Regions from separate parts of the Homo sapiens genome. Here region 1 is linked to region 2. Evidence: read pairs that join two places in POLR2A ChIA-PET (ENCODE). Cell type or tissue: GM12878. All regions are shown on one strand. Links, peaks and the distances in the headings refer to the core of each region. The heading gives the core; the rest is flanking DNA.

What was found. Peaks named below come from ENCODE experiments on the same cell type or tissue, not always from the same donor. Only the 100,000 strongest peaks of a DNase experiment are listed, where the experiment ranks them.
Region 1: POLR2A ChIA-PET joins it to region 2 with 7 read pairs; 7 of 35 experiments call an interaction of 5 or more read pairs at or near these places.

The regions. Positions count from the first base shown.
Region 1 is chr20:5,794,079-5,802,078 of GRCh38, reverse strand. The region is part of intron 2 of SHLD1 (shieldin complex subunit 1); the gene reads right to left. Among named protein-coding and RNA genes, the nearest start is that of SHLD1, 48 kb to the right of the region's middle. RefSeq lists an enhancer at 3,757-3,956. In GM12878, for the core only: no CTCF peak of the experiment used is centred there; a DNase peak (open chromatin) is centred at 3,948; H3K27ac peaks cover 1,125 bases.
Region 2 is chr20:5,647,331-5,658,585 of GRCh38, reverse strand. It overlaps LOC124904864 (a long non-coding RNA gene), which reads left to right and starts at 1,018. Exons shown (of 2, transcript XR_007067511.1): 1 at 1,018-1,241; 2 at 2,122-2,456. RefSeq lists enhancers at 1,041-1,541, 1,542-2,042, 5,342-5,441, 7,743-7,792, 7,823-7,902 and 2 more. In GM12878, for the core only: no CTCF peak of the experiment used is centred there; DNase peaks (open chromatin) are centred at 4,538 and 8,009; H3K27ac peaks cover 5,780 bases.

The DNA of each region.
Region 1 (8,000 bases), core at 1-8,000, 150 kb before region 2:
TTCTCTGTAAGATAGAATAATGGTATAATAATAACAATGATAATTTTTAAAAACAGTGTATGCATTTTTCCTGTGGTAAGTTTAGAACCATCATTCAATTCAATGAGTACCCACTGAGAACATCCAATGTAGCACACACAGTACTAGGCACAATGCTTTTGAACACGGAACTTTATAGTGGAGACTTATGTAACTTCCATAGCACATTAAAGATCAAATGTTAAGACATTTCCAAATGTTAAAATAGAGCACTCCTCCTAATTTTCCCATCTATGGGATACGGGGGGCGGGGGAATCAATCTCCCAGGTTATTCCTGTGAGAGTACTCTAATAAATTACTCTGTCTTTTGTACAGGGTCCTCTCCTCCCTGCTATATCTTCAGGAGCCACTCCCATCTTCCAGAGGAGCCCTGCCCTGTGCACACTTGAGCTGTGGCTTCTTCCTTCCAGTAGAGCCCATCTGTCCTGGCCTTTGAAGGAGTTAATCAAGCCATATGTCAAACATTTTCCATTCTCCCCTCTCCAGGCCACTGACAGGACTGCACGTCCTGGGGCCACGTAAGTAGTCCTGAGCAATGAACTGTGAGTAGGATACTTGATTCTCGTTCACTTCCAGGGCAGAGCATTCAACTGCCAATGAGAAGCCCTTCGGAGTTCTCTTTTTGCCTCTGTAAGGCAATAGCAACATTCAAGATGGTGGCTGGGCCAGGCATGGTGGCTCATGCCTATAATCGCAGCACTTTGGGAGGCGGAAGTGGGTGGATCGCTTGAGGTAAGGAGTTTGAGACTAGTCTGACCAACATGGTGAAACCCCGTCTCTACTAAAAATACAAAATTAGCTGGCCTGGTGGCACACGCCTGTAATCCCAGCTACTTGGGAGGCTGAGGCAGGAGAATGGCTTGAACCTGGGAGATGGAGGTTGCAGTGAGCCAAGATCGCACCACTGCACTCCAGCCTGGGTGATAAGAGAGAAACTCTGTCTCAAAAAGAAAAAAAAAAAAAAAAAGATGGTGGCTGTTAGGTCCCTAAACAACTAGCCCTCTGACAGTCCAAATGAGCATGAATGAGAAATAGTCTATAGTTTTTTAAACAACTTCAATTTGGGAGTTGTTACCACAGCATAATTTAGCCTTTCCTGATGCACAGCCTTTCAATGATGCTCAAAATTTCTGATCCATAGTCATCACCTCTTCTTCCTTTTCAGGAGATATAGACATACGCACACACACACACACAGGTATAGATACAGATAAAGATGGATTTATACATAGATGTAATTTTTTTCTTGTCATCTCTTAGAGTTTGAGGTAGAAGAAAAGGGATGGAACTGGTGTGCCCTACAAGTCACCTTGATCCAACCTCTGTACATAAATTCTTTTTTTTTTTTTTTTTGAGACAGTCTCGGTCTGTTGCCCAGGCTGGGGTGCAGTGGCACAATCTTGGCTCACTGCAACCTCCGCCCCAGGTTCAAGCAATTCTCCTTTCTCAGCCTCCTGAATAGTTGGGATTACAGGTGTCTGCCACCGTGCCCAGCTAATTTTTGTATTTCTAGTAGAGGGTTTCATCATGTTGGCCAGGCTGGTCTCGACCTCCTTACCTCAAGTGATCCACCCACCTTGGCCTCCCAAAGTGCTGGGAGTACAGGCGTGAGCCACCACGCCCGGCCCTATAAATTATTTAAATACAAAAAATAAATAGAAGTTGTAAAGAGCCTTTAAAGAAATCTCACAATTTGAATTTGGAAATATACAGATAGAAAAGTTTTTTATAGGAAAAAAGGCACAAATGATGTCTTGGAGTATAAAAAGCAATGTACTTTGTATGAACTTCCAAGACAGTGTGGGAAGAATCTTTGCTGTAGCTCAGGCAGCCTTGAAACTATTGACATGTTTGGGCTGCAATTCTTTGTTGTGGGAGAGGGCTGCACTGTGCATTGTATCATGCTTAGCTTCATCTCTGGCCTTTATGCACTACATGCCAGTAGCACTGCCCCCTACCCAGTTGCAACAACCAAAAATGTCTCCAGACATTGCCAAATACCCCCTGAAGGACAAAATCACTTTGAGAACCACTGCTCTAGCAATAATCACGTATGGCCTTAAACCCTTTCTTACAGAATTGGGCCACATTTTCCATTCAAAAGAGATTAGCTCTTTCATGTTTATGTACTGACACAAGTATGGTTCCAATGCCATACAACTGGGTCCAAGACAAATCATTCCAGGTTCTCATGTTTAGGTCAATGATATCTTACCACCTTTTCCAGAATTACTTCTAGGGTATGAATCTTGAGTTTGTAAGTATCCTTTTAAAAAGACTTACACTTCATGAAGGCAATTTGAAAGGAATATGGTACTGACCCTATAGTAAGAAGGCCATTCCCTATATGCACATGCCAATCTCTCATCAAGAGCTGAGTCAATTCCTTCACTCTTTGAATTTGAGCTGGCCTGTGATAACAGAAGGCTGGGCGCGGTGGCTCACACCTGTAATCCCAGCACTTTGGGAGGCCAAGGTGAGCAAATTGCTTGAGCTCAGGAGTTTTGAGACCAGCCTGGGCAACATGGCAAAACCCTGTCTCTCCAAAAAAAAAAAAAAAAAAAAAAAAAATTAGCCAGGCATGGTGGTGCATGTCTGTAGTCTCAGCTACTTGGGGGGCCAAGATAGGAGGATTGTTTGAACCCGGGAAGTTGAGGCCGCAGTGAGCCAAGATGGTGCCAATGCACTACAGCCTCAGGGACAAAGTGAGACCCTGGCTCAAAAAGAAAGAGAGAAAGAAAGCAAGAAAGAGAGAGAGCGAGAGAGAGAGAATAGGGGAGGGGAGGGGAGGGAATGCAACAGAAGTGAGGCTAGCCTTTAATTTTTTTTTTTTTCTGAGACAGAGTCTCGCTCAGTCATCCAGGCTAGAGTGCAGTGGTGCAATCACGACTCACTGCAACCTCCGCCTCCCAGGCTCAGGTGATCCTCCCACCTCAGCCTCCTGAGTAGCTAGGACTACAAGTGAACGCCACCATGCCTGGCTAATTTTTGTATTTGTATTTTTTTGTAGAGACGGGGTTTTGCCATGTTGCCATGTAGAGACTCACAAATGGTCTCAAACTCCTGGGCTCAAGTGATCCACCCACCTTGGCCTTCCAAAGTATGGGGATTACAGGCATGAGCCCCCACAACTGGCTGAGGCTAGTTTTTAAGAGAACTGAGGGAGGCTGAGGTGGGCGGATCACGAGGTCAGGAGATCGAGACCATCCTGGCTAACCCGGTGAAACCCCATCTCTATTAAAAATACAAAAAAATTAGCCGGGCACGGTGGTGGGTGCCTGTAGTCCCAGCTACTCTGGAGGTTGAGCCAGGAGAATGGCGTGAACCTGGGAGGCGGAGCTTGCAGTGAGCCGAGCTCTCGCCACTGCACTCCAGCCTGGGCGACAGAGTAAGACTCCGTCTCAAAAAAAAAAAAAAAAAAGAAAACTAAAATGTTAGGCCAGGCGCAGTGGCTTACGCCTGTAATCCCAGCACTTTGGGAGGCCGAGGCGGGCGGATCACAAGGTCAGGAGATTGAGACCATCCTGGCTAACACGGTGAAACCCTGTCTCTACTAAAAATACAAAAAATTAGCCAGACATGGTGGCAGGCGCCTGTAGTCCCATCTACTCAGGAGGCTGAGGCAGGACAATGGTGTGAACCCGGGAGGCGGAGCTGGCAGTGAGCCGAGATCACGCCACTGCACTCTAGCCTGGGTGACAGAAAGACTTCGTCTCAAAAAAAAAAAAAGAGAACTGAGAGTTTCTACTTTTCTTCTCTTGGAAGGCTCACTCTTGCGATTTCCCCTCTCAGAACTCAGCCACCATGTTGTCAGAAGCCTGAGCCACATGGGCATGGAGAGACCACAGGTGGCCACTTCAGCTGACAGCCCAGCTGGGCTCCCAGCTGATGACTAGCATCAACTATCAGCCATGTGAATGAGCAGCCTTGAACATTCCAGACCATTCAAGCCCCCAAGTGACTGCAGCCCCAGCCAATATCACATGGACCATAAGAACCACTCAGCTGAAGCACATCAACCCACAAAATTGTGAGAGAGAACATAATGGTTGTTGTTCCACACCACTAAATTTTGGGGTAGTTAGGCAGCAAGAGATAACCAAAACAAGGCCTCTGATTCAACTGCTGTTGATGACAGAGAACAGAGGGTCATATCTACATGTATAATAGGCATAGAGCCTAAGCAGTAGCCCAGGAAATAGTGAACAAAGAGGCCTGGGACACTGGCAAGCCTAGGACTGCAGGTATCAGTGAAATCAAGTGACTGGATGTTCATGAGTAGCAAAGGCATTATAAATGTGACTTATTAAACAAGTTAGACATGTCTCCAGTCAAATATGATTTGACTAAACATACAATTTTACATGCCCATCACTGTCACAGATACTATAATACTGTGTCTAGTAAGTAAGTAGGGACAGTGTGCTGGGACTGGGACTATATGGGACTTCACACATATTCTTCTTCTTCTTTTTTGAGATGGAGTCTAGCTCTGTCACTCAGACTGGAGTGCAGTGGTATGTTCATAGCTCACTTGCAGCCTTGACCTCCAGGACTCAAGCAATCCTCCCACCTCTGCCTCTTGAGTAGCTGGGACTACAGGCACTCGTCACCATGCCCAGCTTATTTTGTTTATATTTTGTAGAGATGGGGTCTCACTATGTTGCCCAGGCTGATCTTGAACTCCAGAGCTCAAGCCATCCTCCTAACTCAGGCTCCCAAAGTGTTGGGATTACAGGCATGAGCCACTGTGCCCAGCCCACACACATTATTCTTAATCCTCACAAGAGTATAAAATGTAAGCATACTAATCACTCCCTTGCTCCCCTCTCCCTCTTTCCTTTCCTAATTCCTTTCCTTCCCCCTTTTGTTTTTCCTTATTTCATCAAGAAGAGTAGTTTTAAATTTTTAAAATCACAGCATCCATTGTTAGATGAATAAAGCTTCCTATCATTACTTTGGAGCAAAAGATAGAATCCAGAGCTCTGGGTCTGTTTTTCTTCCAATTCTTCCTAATATGCTGAGAGATATGCAATAATACTTCTCATTTTCCTGGCTAGTTAGAAACAACTTCAGCTTCTCATGCCTGTTGAAGGTTGAGTTAATATTTGAAAAGTGATATGCCGATTTACAGTCTAAAACTGTAGACTGTAAAACTGCAGCCAATTATCCTTTAACTCACCTCTCCACCTTTTTTTTTTTTTTTTTCTGAGACAGGGTCTTGTCCTGTTGTCCAGGCTGGAGTGCAGTGGTGCAATTATGGCTCACTGCAACCTCCGCCTCTTGGGCTCAAGCAATCCTTCCACCTCAGCCTCTAGAGTAGCTGGCACTATATGCGCATGCCACTCTGCCTGGCTAATTTTTTGTATTTTTTTGTAGAGATGGGGTTTCTCCATGTTGCCCAGGCTGGTCTCAAACTCCTAGACTCAAGTGATCCACCCGCCTTAGCCTCCCAAAGAGCTGGAATTACAGGCATGAGCCACTGCGCCCGGCCTCATCTCCCCCCTTTCTAACTCACGCTGAAAATGTTTCAAATTCAAATTTAGGGAATTCGCTATGGGTTTTAAAAAAGAGATAAAGCAATGGAAAACCATAGGGTGCCTTTCACATAGACCACAAAAGAAAAAACTCTAGAGGGGCAACTCAAATCATAGTTTAGCAATTATCTGTTTCTTATTATGATTTTTCTATGCCTTTTTATAGTAATATATTAATAACATTAATAACTATGACCAATAGTTCAATTAAAAAAATACTTTAGATAATTTTGAGAGTGCTCACAGTAAGAAAACTCTGAGGTCTTGTAATAAACAGCTATAAAAATGTTTCCTCTAAGATCTGATTAAAATTTGGATTATTGCTCTTTTGCTTTGGTAAATGTATAACAACATTCTAATTTCTATTCCTTAAGTAATGATTTCTAGCACCACCCAGAATGTAATAGCTTCAACAGCTAATCTTTACATAGAGAATTCTGATGTGGAGAAATAAGTAGATATCTACTGTTCCGGAATAGATGATATTTTCTTTCTTTCTTTTTTTTTTTTGAGACAGAGTCTCGCTCTGTTGCCCAGGCTGGAGTGCAGTGGTGCGATCTCGGCTCACTGCAAGCTCTGCCTCCCGGGTTCTGGGTTCATGCCATTCTCCTGCCTCAGCCTCCCGAGTAGCTGGGACTACAGGTGCCCGCCACCAAACCCGGCTAATTTTTTTTTTGTATTTTTAGTAGAGACGGGGTTTCACCGTGTTAGCCAGGATGGTCTCGATCTCCTGACCTCGTGATCCACCTGCCTCGGCCTCCCAAAGTGCTGGGATTACAGGCATGAGCCACCACACCCGGCCAATAGATGATATTTTTTGTAATGAGTTTGTTCATTTCTATTTGTTCTGTGTAGTTATGAAACTTACACAGCCTGATTTTTTTTTTTTTTTTTTTTTTTGCGAGACCAGAGTCTTGCTCTGTCACCCAGGCTGGAGTGCAGTGGCATGATCTCAGCTCACTGCAACCTCTGCCTCCCGGGTTCAAGCAATTCTCCTGCCTCAGCCTCCCAAGTAGCTGGGATTACAGGCACGTGCCACCACATCCAGCTAATTTTTTGTATTTTTAGTACAGAGGGGGGTTTTGCCATATTGGCCAGGCTAGTCTTGAACTCCTGACTTCAAGTGATCTGCCCACCTTGGCTTCCCAAAATGCTGGGATTACAGGGATTAGCCACCATGCCCAGCCTATACAGCCTGATTTTATCACTTTGGTTTTGCGTGTGTGTGTGTGTTTTTTGTTTTGTTTTGTTTTTGTTTTTTTTGAGACAGAGTCTCACTCTATCCCTCAGGCTGAAGTACAGTGGTGTGATCTCGGCTTACTGCAACCTCTGCTTCCTGGGTTCAAGTGATTCTTGTGCCTCAGCCCCCCGAGTAGCTGGGATTACAGGTGTGTGCCACCACGCCTGGCTAATTTTTGAATTTTTAGTAGAGACAGAGTTTCACCATGTTGGCCAGGCTGGTCCCGAACTCCTGACCTCAGATGATCTGCCCACCTTGGTCTCCCAAAGTGCTGGGATTACAGGTGTGAGCCACCAAGCTCGGCCATCACTTTGTTTACATATGTAAACAAATAAGTTTACATATCTTATTTTCCCAACTAGACGATCAACTCCATGAGCACAGGAATCCTGTGTTCTCACTGATTTATATCACCCTCAATCTGTAGCACGGTACAGAGAAAACAATTTTAAAAATGGTCTCATTCATTTCACTGATTAGACGTCTAATAAACATAGTATCTAATACAGTCTCACAAACATGGCTTTGCTTAAAGACACCCCAGATTAACAGGGATCCTTCACCATAAGACTATTTGTAGAATACAACATAGGAACACCTTTCAAATACAAATCAAAGCACTTTGCAAATAAGAAGGCATCTGTTGACAAATATACATGACACTCACAATGAAGAGATTATATAAGAACAGGATGCAATAATTTGCCTAAAATTATATCCAAAGTTAGCAGAAAATATATATTTTCATAGCAAATGCTAAGAAGTAATTCTATAGATACTTTTGGTCAGTGTTAATCCGAATAACTTCTCTGTAAGGGGCCTGTCCCAGGAAAAGTCACTTTTTTGCCTCGTACTGAGCAACATAAAGAAGTGGAAGTCTTAGACTCCTGAAAGGAACTCAAGAAAGAAGTGAATCCAGAAACCAACCCCAGTAGCAGCACTAGTTGTAACAGCAGTGGTGGTAATGACAGCTAGCCTTTGCTAAGTCTACTCAGCTCCAGGTGTCTCACTCAATCCTCATGACAACCTATGAAGCAGATAGTGTTATTGTCCTCATCTTATAGATGAGGAAACTAAGAAAGAGTGAAGTGCAGTCACTTGCTCAAGGTCAGAAAGCTAGCATGTTTAGCTAGCTATAGAATCAAGGTGAAAACTCAGACCAGTCAGGCTCCAAAACAAACAA
Region 2 (11,255 bases), core at 1,513-9,512:
GTAGCATGAACATAGCTCACTGCAGCCTCCACCTCCTGGGCTTAAGTGATCCTCCCACCTCAGCCTCCCAAGTAACTGGGACCACAGGTGTGCGCCACCACCCCTGGATAATTTTTTTAATAATTTTTTTTTGAGACAGAATCTTGCTTTGTTGCCCAGGCTGGAGTGCAGTGGCACATCTCTGCTCACTGCAACCTCCACCTCCCAGGTTCAAATGATTCTTGTGCCTCAGCCTCCCGAGTAGCTGGGACTACAGGTGTGCACCTGTAATTTTTTTGTATCTTTAGTAGAGATGGGATTTCACCACATTGGCTGGGCTGGTCTCGAACTCCTGGCCTCAAGTGATCCACCTGCCTTGGCTTCCCAAAGGGCTAGGATTATAGTTGTGAGCTTAAATAATATTTGCAGAGACAAGATCTCACTATGTTGCCTAGGCTGGTCTCAAACTCCTGAGCTCAAGCAGACCTCCTGCCTCAGCCTCCCAAAGTGCTGGGTTTACAGGTGTGACCCACCATGCCAGGCCACAAGTGTTTTTAATTTCACTATCTATGAACACACAAAACAGCTGAAATAAAATGGCTAAATGCATGAGCCTAATATTTGTAGGATTTTAATTATTTTGTCAGGAATGAACTAATTTGGCACATTTCCCAGAAGGAGCCTGTGCTTGTAAATTGCATGTGGTTGCATGCTGAATTCTGCATCCCAATGTAAAAGACGGAGATCACCAAGGTCAGCCCTGATTTGCAGCCTTTGCTCTTTCCTGTCCGTGCTGGTTCAGGAAAACATTCATCATCGCGGTGACTTCCTTGTAACCTTTCCAAGTTCTTCACGTTCCTCATTTGTTCAGACTGGACAGTTCTCTGGTGAGAGTCTGGCCAGACATCTTGTCTCTTTAACCACCCAATGAGGTGTATCACCACCGGTTTCCTCCTTGCCTTCAGCCCTCTTAGTTGCTCACAAGACACACGTGGATAGGCAGCTGATACTTAAAAACTCTGATCTGGGATTCTTTCCAGAAATGCCTACAGCGGTCAGTGTGTAGAAATCAGCATACATTGAACAGGAAGCGATGAGGTGGGGGCTGTAGCAGTGGCCTCTGAAAGGACTGAGTTGAGATCCAGGATTGGCCTCTCAGTGACTTGTTTCCTTTTCCATGACTGCTTCCAGATTCCTGGGATGTGCTGCCCAGATTCCTCCTCGGGCTGGAAGGATTTCTTCTCTCAGCTGCTGGAAGTGTTGTAAGCTGATGGCTGATTGCCTCTCCAGGAACTACCCTCTTCTAAAAAAGGGGCCACCCACCCCACTCCAGGCTTTGCTTCCTTCCTGGGCATCCCACAGACCATACCTGGTTTGTGGAGGGGATGGGAGAAAGGCCTGGCCCCCTCACTCCCGCCCACCTTGCTCCAATGCAGGCACGTCTGAAGGGTCACCTGGCTGGCTGCAGCCCTTACTCTGCCTCGCAGCCCAGCTTCTCCCTGTGCCCTCTCTTGCTATCTGGCCTTCCCTTCCACAGGTGCAGGTCTTAAGGACACCCCCTAATAAACCTGCACATGAATGCTCTTCTCAGAATCAGCTCCTGGGATACAAATCTGCAACAACTCTGAACTTCCCAAAGGAAGTTCCTCCCCTATTTATGGAGTGCAATTTTGGAGTGATTTATTCCATACTCAGCCTCAGGTTTAAGGCATTAGGAAAAGCCAGCCTCTCCTCCTTCCCTGGGCCACAGTTATTTCTGAATCAGGGCAGTGAGACAATGAGAAGCCGGCTGAAGCCTTTCAAAAAAGTAGCTTTCCGGTAGGGCGCGGTGGCTCACGCCTGTAATCCCAGCACTTTGGGAGGTCAAGGTGGGCGGATCACGAGCTCAGGAGATCGAGACCATCCTGGCTAACACGGTGAAACCCCGTCTCTACTAAAAATACAAAAAAATTAGCCGGGAGTAGTGGCGGGCGCCTGTAGTCCCAGCTACTCAGGAGGCTGAGGCAGGAGAATGGCGTGAACCCGGGAGGCGGAGCTTGCGGTGAGCCGAGATCGCGCCACTGCACTCCAGCCTGGGGGACAGAGCGAGACTGTTTCAAAAAACAAACAAACAAAAAAGTAGCTTTCCTAATTTTCCAAAAGATCCACCAGAAGAGAAGTTTCTACATCATTGGATGTGAATGAGGAACGTGCATGGAGCCTTTGATGAGGAAAGACGCTTGCTGAGATCACAGCTGACCTGGGAAGGAGAAGGCGAGAAATAATCACAAGATTTGACCTACTGGCTCACACTACACCTGCCCAGCCACATCGGAAGACAGCCTTCCCCTGGATTTCCCAATTTGTGAGCCAATATGTTTACTCTTAGGCTAGTTGACTTCAAGTTCCCCATCTGTAAAATGGCATTAATGATACTGCAGCCTACCTTATGGGGATGTTTTAGAGAATAAACCATCAATGCATTCAGCACATAGAAAGTGCTCCACAAATGTTACTGATTTTTTTTTTTTTAAGACAGGGTCTTGCTCTGTTGTCCAGAATGAAGTGCAGAGTGTTGTCCGGGCTGGAGTGCAGTGGCGAGATCATAGCTCACTGCAGCCTCAACCTCCCAGGCTCAAGTGATCCTCCTGCCTCAGCCTCCTGAATGAGTAGCTAGGACTATAGGTGTGTGCCACTAAGCCTGGCTAATTTTTTGTAGAAATGAGGTTTCACTATTTTGCCCAGGCTGGTCTTGAACTCCTGGGCTCAAGCAAACCTCTGGCCTCAGCCTCCCAAAGTGTTGGGATTACAGGCATGAGCCACTGCACCTGGCCTGTTCCTGATTCTTATGGTTTTCAAAACCCATGGCTGATTTACATGATGAAAGAGAGTGTGTTTTCTTTAAGCATGGGTTCCTTGAAGGTACAAAGGTCTTTCTTTGACAATTGATACTTTCCTTCAGCCTGTACTTTGAAGTTTGATCCAGAGCTGAGGTTTTCAAACAATTTTAAAGCAATGACCTTTTATTATTTATTACTATTATTATTATTTTGAGACGGGTCTTGCTCTGTCACCCAGGCTGGAGTGCGGTGATGCAATTATGTCTCACTGCAGCCTCAGACTCCTAGCCTCAAGTAATTCTCCCACCTCGCCTCCTGAGTAGCTGGGACTCCTGGCACGTGCCCCCATGCCCATGCCTGGCTAATTTTTAAAATTCTTGTAGAGACAGCATCTTGCTATGTTGCCCAGTCTGATCTCAAACTCCTAGCCTCAAGCAATCCTCCTGCCTCGGCCTCCCGAAGTGAGCAGTGCCATTTTAAAAAATTGAAATCCTGGCCAGGCGCAGTGGCTCATGCCTGTAATCCCAGCACTTTGGGAGGCTGAGGTGGGTGGATCACAAGGTCAAGAGATCAAGACCATCCTGGCAGCATGCTGAAACCCCGTCTCTACTAAAAATACAAAAATTAGCCAGGCATGGTGGTGTGCACCTGTAGTCCCAGCTACTCAGGAGGCTGAGGCAGGAGAATCACGTGAACCCAGAAGGCAGAGGTTGCCGTGAGCCAAGATCGCACCACTGCACTCCAGCCGGGCAATAGAGTGAGATTCTGTCTCAAAAAAAAAAAAAAATTTGAAATCCTGTGTAGAAACTGTAGCTATGATATACATAATAATAATTTTTAAAAACGTATAAAGCACTTACCAGGTACCATGCTTAGCATTTTACTTACAGATTCTGTGTGTACACTTGCGTTATATATGAGTCACTGAAACCTCCCAACAACCCCATGAGGTAAGCACTATTATTATCTCTATTGTAGTTCTTAGGGAGCCTCTCCCTCTGCACTCACAAGAGTTCAGAGGATCTCATGTGGAATTTGATGACTATGACTCTCTATTTACTCTGAATAATGGATACCTTGAATCAGCTTTGGGTCACAAGACTTTTGTTAAAAAGCAGGAAATAGAATATATGTAGGACAAATAGCCCGAAGTAATAACTACACACACACACACACACACACACACAATATTCATTTTGGAGCTTTAGCTGGGTCTTTGTGTAGCTGACAGCAGTTGTTGAGAGGCACAGCAGCTCAGTCACAGACCTCTTTCATATTCCAAACAGGCTTGAGAAGACACAACTGGAAAGGGGAAAGGGGAAGGCAAATTAAGAAAAGGAATTAATATTGCCTTATACAGAAATGTGAAGGCCAGGCACAGTGGCTCACGCCTGTAATCCCAGCACTTTGGGAGGCTGAGGCGGGCAGATCACGAGGTCAGGAGATTGAGACCATCCTGGCTAACACGGTGAAACCCCATCTCTACTAAAAAATACAAAAAAAATTAGCCAGGCGTGGTGGCGGGCACCTGTAGTCCCAGCTACTTGGGAGGCTGAGGCAGGAGAATGGCGTGAACCCAGGAGGCAGAGCTTGCAGTGAGCCAGGATCACGCCACTGCACTCCAGCCTCGTGACAGAGCGAGACACCGTCTCAAAAAAAAAAAGAAATGTGAAATTGTATATTCATAGGGGAACAGAAACTGTGCAAATTATAGGGGGTGTTTGGAAAACATTTTACTTCCTCCATTTGCACTTAGACCGCACTGAGAATTTATGTTTGTCTTTAGGAGACTATGTGTGTGTGTTTGTGTGTATATGATCCTTCGGTTCCCTGGTGGGCAACTAAGAAATTAAGAGTCGTGCCTGAGCACAGTGGCTCACACCTGTAATCCCAGCACTTTGGGAGGCTGAGGCAAGTGGATCACCTGAGGTCAGGAGTTCGAGACCAGCCTGGCCAACATGGCGAAGCCCTGTCTCTACCAAAAATATAAAAAATTAGCCAGGCATGGTGGCACAAGCCTGTAATCCCAGTTACTAGGGGAGGCTGAGGCAGGAGAATTGCTTGAACTGGGGAGGCAGAGGTTGCAGTGAGCCGAGATTGTGCCACTGCACTCCAGCCTGGGCAACAAAGCTAGACTCTGTCTCAAAAAAAGAAATTAAGAGTTGTATCTGCAACTACACTGGTAGGAAGATTTGGAGTTAGGGCATCCACATCCACACTGGACTCTTTGATGAGATTAGGAATGCCAAGACTTCGAGAACTGTCCTGACCCCCTTGCCCCAAGGCATTACTCCAGACCTAGTAAATCAGTTTCAGGACCATGTCTTCTGCTCAGGGAGGGACATAGACAAGGACCCAAAACTAAGTCCTGTGGGCAGGGGCTGGGGTTTTGAATGGGCTATAGAGCTATGCATGGCAGTCAAAGAGGATGTTCGACAGGAAGTAGGAAGTGAGTTGGTGGGGGAAGATTTAGAAACTGAAGTGTGCCAACAAGAAAACCCAGTGAAGATTTGAACTTTTCAGATTTTCCTTTTTTTTTTTTTTTTTTTTTGAGACAAAGTCTCCATCTGTCACTCAAGCTGGAGTGCAGTGGTGCCATCTCGGCTCACTGCAACCTCCACTCCCAGGGTCAAGCAATTCTCCAGGCTCAGCCTCCTGAGTAGCTGGAATTACAGGCATGCACCACGATGCCCAGCTAAGTTTTGTATTTTTAGTAGAGATGGGGTTTCACCATGTTGGCCAGGCTGGTCTCAAACTCCTGACCTCAAGTGATCCGCCCACCTTGGCCTCTCAAATTGTTGGGATTATAGGTGTGAGCCAACATGCCCAGCCAGATTTTCCCTTTAACAAGAGGAAACTTCTTACATAGCCTAATTCTTATATGCTTTACTCATATATTTCGTACGTAGTTTGAGATTACCACAACCATTTAATGAAATCTGATACACTCACATACCTTGTGAATCATGGAGATTTGGGGGGATGGGACATGGGGGACAGGCTGAAAAATGGTGTGGCAGTCCAAGGCAAAGAAGTGAGAGACAGGCCTCTCAGGCCTAGGGAACTGGTGGGATCCAGGGTGTGGATGTCAAACAATCCTTCAGTGCCCTACATATAATTTAAAGTGCTGCGCTTCAGGAATCCAGAAAACTGACTATTGAGTTATAAGCATAATTGGGCCAGACTCAGTGGCTCTCGCCTGTAATCCCAGCACTTTGGGAGGCTGAGACAGAGGGATCACCCGAGGTCAGGGGTTTGAGACCAAACTGGCCAACATGGTGAAACTCCGTCTCTACTAAAAATACAAAAGTTAGCTGGGCATGGTGGCGCATGCCTGTAGTCCCAGGTTCTTGGGAGGCTGAGGCAGGAGAATTGCTTGAACCTGGGAGGTAGAGGTTACAGTGAACTGGGATTGTGCCACTACACTCCAGCCTGGGTGACAAAGTGAGTCTCTGTCTCAAAAAAAAAAAAAAAATTGGAAAGTTTATTTTGCAAAGGTTAAGGACCTGCCAGTAACACAGCCTCAGGAGGTCCTAATGACATATGCCCAAGGTGGTCAGGGTACAGCTTGGCTTTATATATTTTAGGGAGACATGAGATAACAATCAATACATTTAAGATGTACATTTGTTCGGTCTGGAAAGGTAGAACCACTCAAAGCAGGGGTTTCCAGGTCTTAGGTAGATAAGATGCAAACGGTTGCATTATTTTGAGTCCCTGATCAGCCTTTCGCTGAATACACAATTTACATGTGAGAGCAGGGTAGAGGAATAGTCACTTATGCCTTAGCCTGGCTCAGTGAATCTGCATTTTTCCATAAACAGTAGGGCAATTAGATACACATTTGTCTCAGGTGAGCAGAGGGATGACTTTGATTTCTGGCCTTTGTCCCACACCTGTGAAGATAGCTTTCAATTTACATTGCCAGGGTGAAATCCAACAGAACTATTTTAGAGTAAAGATCTTGAGGCTCACAGGGAATTTCTTTGTGGGCAAACTGCAAGGGAGGTATGTAGCTTTTTTTTTTTTTTTTTTTAAATCTTTGTAGCTATCTTATTTAGGAATAAAATGGGAGGCAGGTTTGCCTGACGCAGTTCCCAGGTTGACTTTTCCCTTTGGCTTAGTTACTTTGGCGTCACGAGATTTAGTTTGCTTTCGCATACCCAGGTCCATAACATCCAAGTGCATTTTTTGGTAGGGGTTGCTGCATGGCAGGATGTCAAGGTGGCAAGAGAGAAGCGTGGTGTGGGACGAGAAAGAAGGGGCTCCAGCTCAAGACGCCAGCAGCCAGTAGTGTCACTTCAGCCTCTTGGTGCCTCAGATTTATCTTCTTTACCATGAAAGGGTTGCAAATTTCACCATTAGAGATTCATTTTTGTATCCTAATGTCTTTCCTCCGGCTAAAATACACATACCAGCCAGGTGTGGTGACTCATGCCTGTAATCCCAACACTTTGGGAGGCCGAGGTGGGTGGATCACTTGAGGTCAGGAGTTTGAGACCAGCCTGGCCAACATGGTGAAACCCCATCTCTACTAAATATACAAAAATTAACTAGGCATGGTGGTGGGCGCCTGTAATCCCAGCTACTTGGGAGGCTGAGGCAGGAGAACTGCTTGAACCCGGGTGGTGGAGGTTGCAGTGAGCCAAGATCGTGCCACTGCACTCCCTCCTGGGCAACAGAGTGAGACTCCGTCTCAAAAATAATAATAACAACAATAATAATAATATTAAAGCAAAACCAGTTGTGATGGCTCAGGCCTGTAGTCCCAGCACTTTGGGAGGCCGAGACGGGGTTCAAAACCAGCCTGGCCGACATGGTGAAACCCCATCTCCACTAAAAATACAAAAATTAGCCGGGCATGGTGGTGTGCACCTGTAATCCCAGCTACTTGGAGGCTGAAGCACGAGAATCACTTGAACCCAGGAGGCAGAGGTTGCAGTGAGCTGAGATTGCACCACTGAACTCCAGCCTGGGTGACAGAGGGAGACTCCATCTCAATAATAATAACAATAATCATAAGGCAAAAAGAAAGGTCTAATCATTAGGTATTTATGCTAAAGTGAACTTATTCAAGAACAGGCTTGGATGGAGGAGAAAAGATAATTGGAAGGGATGTGGTGTAGACCTCTAAGGTGGAGGATGAGCACAGAAAGGGGAGGTCGCACAGACCAACGTAAATGTCTGGTGAGAACTAATCAGCTGAGTGAAAGAAAAATAAAGAGATTTGACAGTGTCACCTTTTCAAGAGAATAAGGAAGTAGAATCTACATACATGTCACAGCAGTAAGAGTTGAGTTTTACTAAATGTTTTTCTATTGATAAACAGTTGCTACAAAAGCACCCTTGGGTTTCTTCCTGGGTTGTGGTGTGAGTCAAATATACTTCAGAGTGGAAAAACTAATTTCTTTATTCCTTTTTTCTTTTCTCTCTTTCTTTTTATTTCTTTTTCTTTTCTTTTTTTTTTTTTTTTTTGAGACAGGGTCTCGCTCTGTCACCCAGGCTAGTGTGCAGTGGCGTGTTCTCAGTTCACTGCAACCTCAACCTCCCAGGCTCAAGCAATCCTCACACCTCTGCCTCCTAAGTAGCCACCATGCCAGGCTAATTTTATCTTATTTTTTTCTTGCAGAGACAAGGTCTCACTATGTTGCGCAGGCTGGTCTCCAACCCCTGGACTTAAGCAATCTTCCTGCCTTAGTCTCCCAAAGTGTCAGGATTACAGACGTGAGCCTCCATGCCTGGCCTAATTTCTTTCTTTCAGTTTTTCTCCCTAAAATATACAGTTGTTGTTCCTTTTCTTTTCTTTTCTTTTTGAGACAGAGTCTCGCTCTGTCACCCAGGCTGGAGTGCAGTGGCGTGATCTCAGCTCACTGCAACCTCCGCCTCCCAGATTCAAGCGATTCTCCTGTCTCAGCCTCCCAAGTAGCTGGGATTATAGGCACAAGCCACCATGTCAGGCTAATTTTTGTATTTTTAGTAGAGATGGGTTTTTACCATGTTGGTCAGGCTGGTCTGAACTCCTGACCTCGTGATCCACCTGCCTCGGCGTCCCAAAGTGCTGGGATTACAGGCCCACGCGTGAGCCACCACGGCCTCATTTTCTAATACAGTCATTCATTAAGAATGTAGGAGCCGGGTGCGGTGGCTCATGCCTGTAATCCCAGCACACTGGGAGTCCGAGAAGGGTGGATCACCTGAGGCCAGAAGTTCAAGACCAGCCTGGTCAACATGGTGAAACCCCGTCTCTACTAAATATACAAAAATTAGCTGGGCGTGGTGGCGGGCACCTGTAATCCCAGCTACTCAGGAAGCTGAGGCAGGAGACTCGCTTGAACCCGGGAGGCGGAGGTTGCAATGAGCCAAGATCACACCATTGTGCTCCAGCCTGAGCAACAACAGTGAAACTTTGTCTCAAAAAAAAAAAAAAAAAAGAACGTAGGAAAATTCTACTCTGTTTTATCAAAACTCCAAAACAAAAAAATTGGTCAATGATTTTTTAAAACAAAAATTTCAGGCCAGGTACAGTGTCCCAGGCCTGTTCAAGACCAGCCTGAGAAACATGGTGAAATCCTGTCTCTGCAAAAAATAAAAAAAATAGCCAGATGTGGTGGTGCAGGCCTATAATCCCAGCTACTTGGGAGGCTGAGGCAGGAGAATCACTTGAACCCGGGCTGTCAAGGCTTCAGTGAACCTAGATGGCACCACTGCATTCCAGCCTGGGCAACAGAGCGAGACCCTGTCTCGAAAACAACAACAACAAAAAAGTTGAATTAGAAGTCATAGGTTTTTGGCTGGGTACAGTGGCTCATGCCTGTAATCCCAGCATTTTGGGAGGTTGAGGTGGGTGGATCACAAGGTCAGGAGTTCCAGACCAGCCTGGCCAATATGGTGAAACCCTGTCTCTACTAAAAATACAAAAATTAGCTGGGCGTGGTGGTGCGTGCCTGTAGTCCCAGCTGCTTGGGAGGCTGAGGTAGGAAAATTGCTCGAACCCGGGAGGTGGAGGTTACAGTGAGCTGAGATAGCACCACTGCACTCCAGCTTGGGTGACAGAACAAGACTCCATCTCAAAGAAAATAATAATAATAATAATAATAATAATAATAATAATAGTAATAATAGAAGTGATAGGTTTTTGTTTGTTTTTGTTTTTAGACAAGAACTTACTTTGTTGCCCAGGTTGGAGTGCAGAGGTGCCATCTCAGCTCGCTGCAACTTCTGCCTCCTGGGTTCAAGCAGTTATCGTGCCTCAGCCTCCCGAGTACCTGGAATTACAGGCGCACGCCACCACACCCGGCTACTTTTTATATTTTTGGTTGAGATGGGCTTTCACCATGTTGGCCAGGCTGGCCTCAAACTCCTGGCCTCAAGTCATCTGCCCACCTCGGCCTCCCAAAGTGCTGGGATTACAGACATGAGCCACTGCATCCAGCCTAGATTTTTTTCTTTTTTAAGTGAGAATGTTGGAGGAGGTGATCCCTCAGGTCTCTTCCAGCTCTGAGATATTTTGTTTTGTTTTGTGTCTTGCTTTACTTTCTGGAAGTGACAGTGTTTGAAGGAGGCCCATGCCTGTGGGACCAAATTAAACAGAGCTCAGAGCTGGCCAATCTGTCTGACTCATTGAGAACAGAAGCACACACCCTGTTAGCATTTGTTGAGCAATGAAGACAGAGTTGCGTCTTGTGTCTCCTGTCTCATAGCATTTCTTAAGTTCTTTCAGAATTTCACCAGACACTGAATTCGAGATAGAGCTGATGTCGTTTTTTTTCTTTTTTTTTTTTTGAGATGGAGTTTCGCTCTTGTTGCCCAGGCTGGAGTGCAGTGGCGCCATGTCGGCACACTGAAATCTCCTCATCCCGGCCGGGTTCAAGCAATTCTCCTGCCTCAGCCTCCCAAGTAGCTGGGACTACAGGCACCCGCCACCACACCCGGCTAATTTTTTGTATTTTTAGTAGAGACGGGGTTTCACCATGTTGGCCAGGATGGTCTCAAACTCTTGACCTCAGGTGATCCACCCGCCTTGGTCTCCCAAAGTGCTGGGATTACAGCATGAGCCACTGCACCTGGCCAGAGCTGGTGTAATTTTCTACATAGAAGTTAAACTGGGTAACTCAGTTCAGAGCCCAGTACGAACAACCCCTTTAGAAGCAGCCAATCTGGAGGCAATATAGGTCATAAAAAAAAGAAAAATAGAAGCAGCCAAGAAAATGGCCTTAGCAGCTACAGCATGCTTGGACAGTTTAGGGAAATCTCTTAGCCCAGTCATGATTCTTATGGTTAAAACAACGACAGCAACAAAAATATTTCTCTTGATATTCTTTTAAAAGTTTTCACTGAGTCCTGAATAGAGACTGTATTAAAGTGGCATGAGAAAATGCAAAAGCATTTCAGCTCTACCTCAAGCTTTCTTCCTTATAGAAACAAATATAAACAAACAACTAACCACATTTCCTCCTC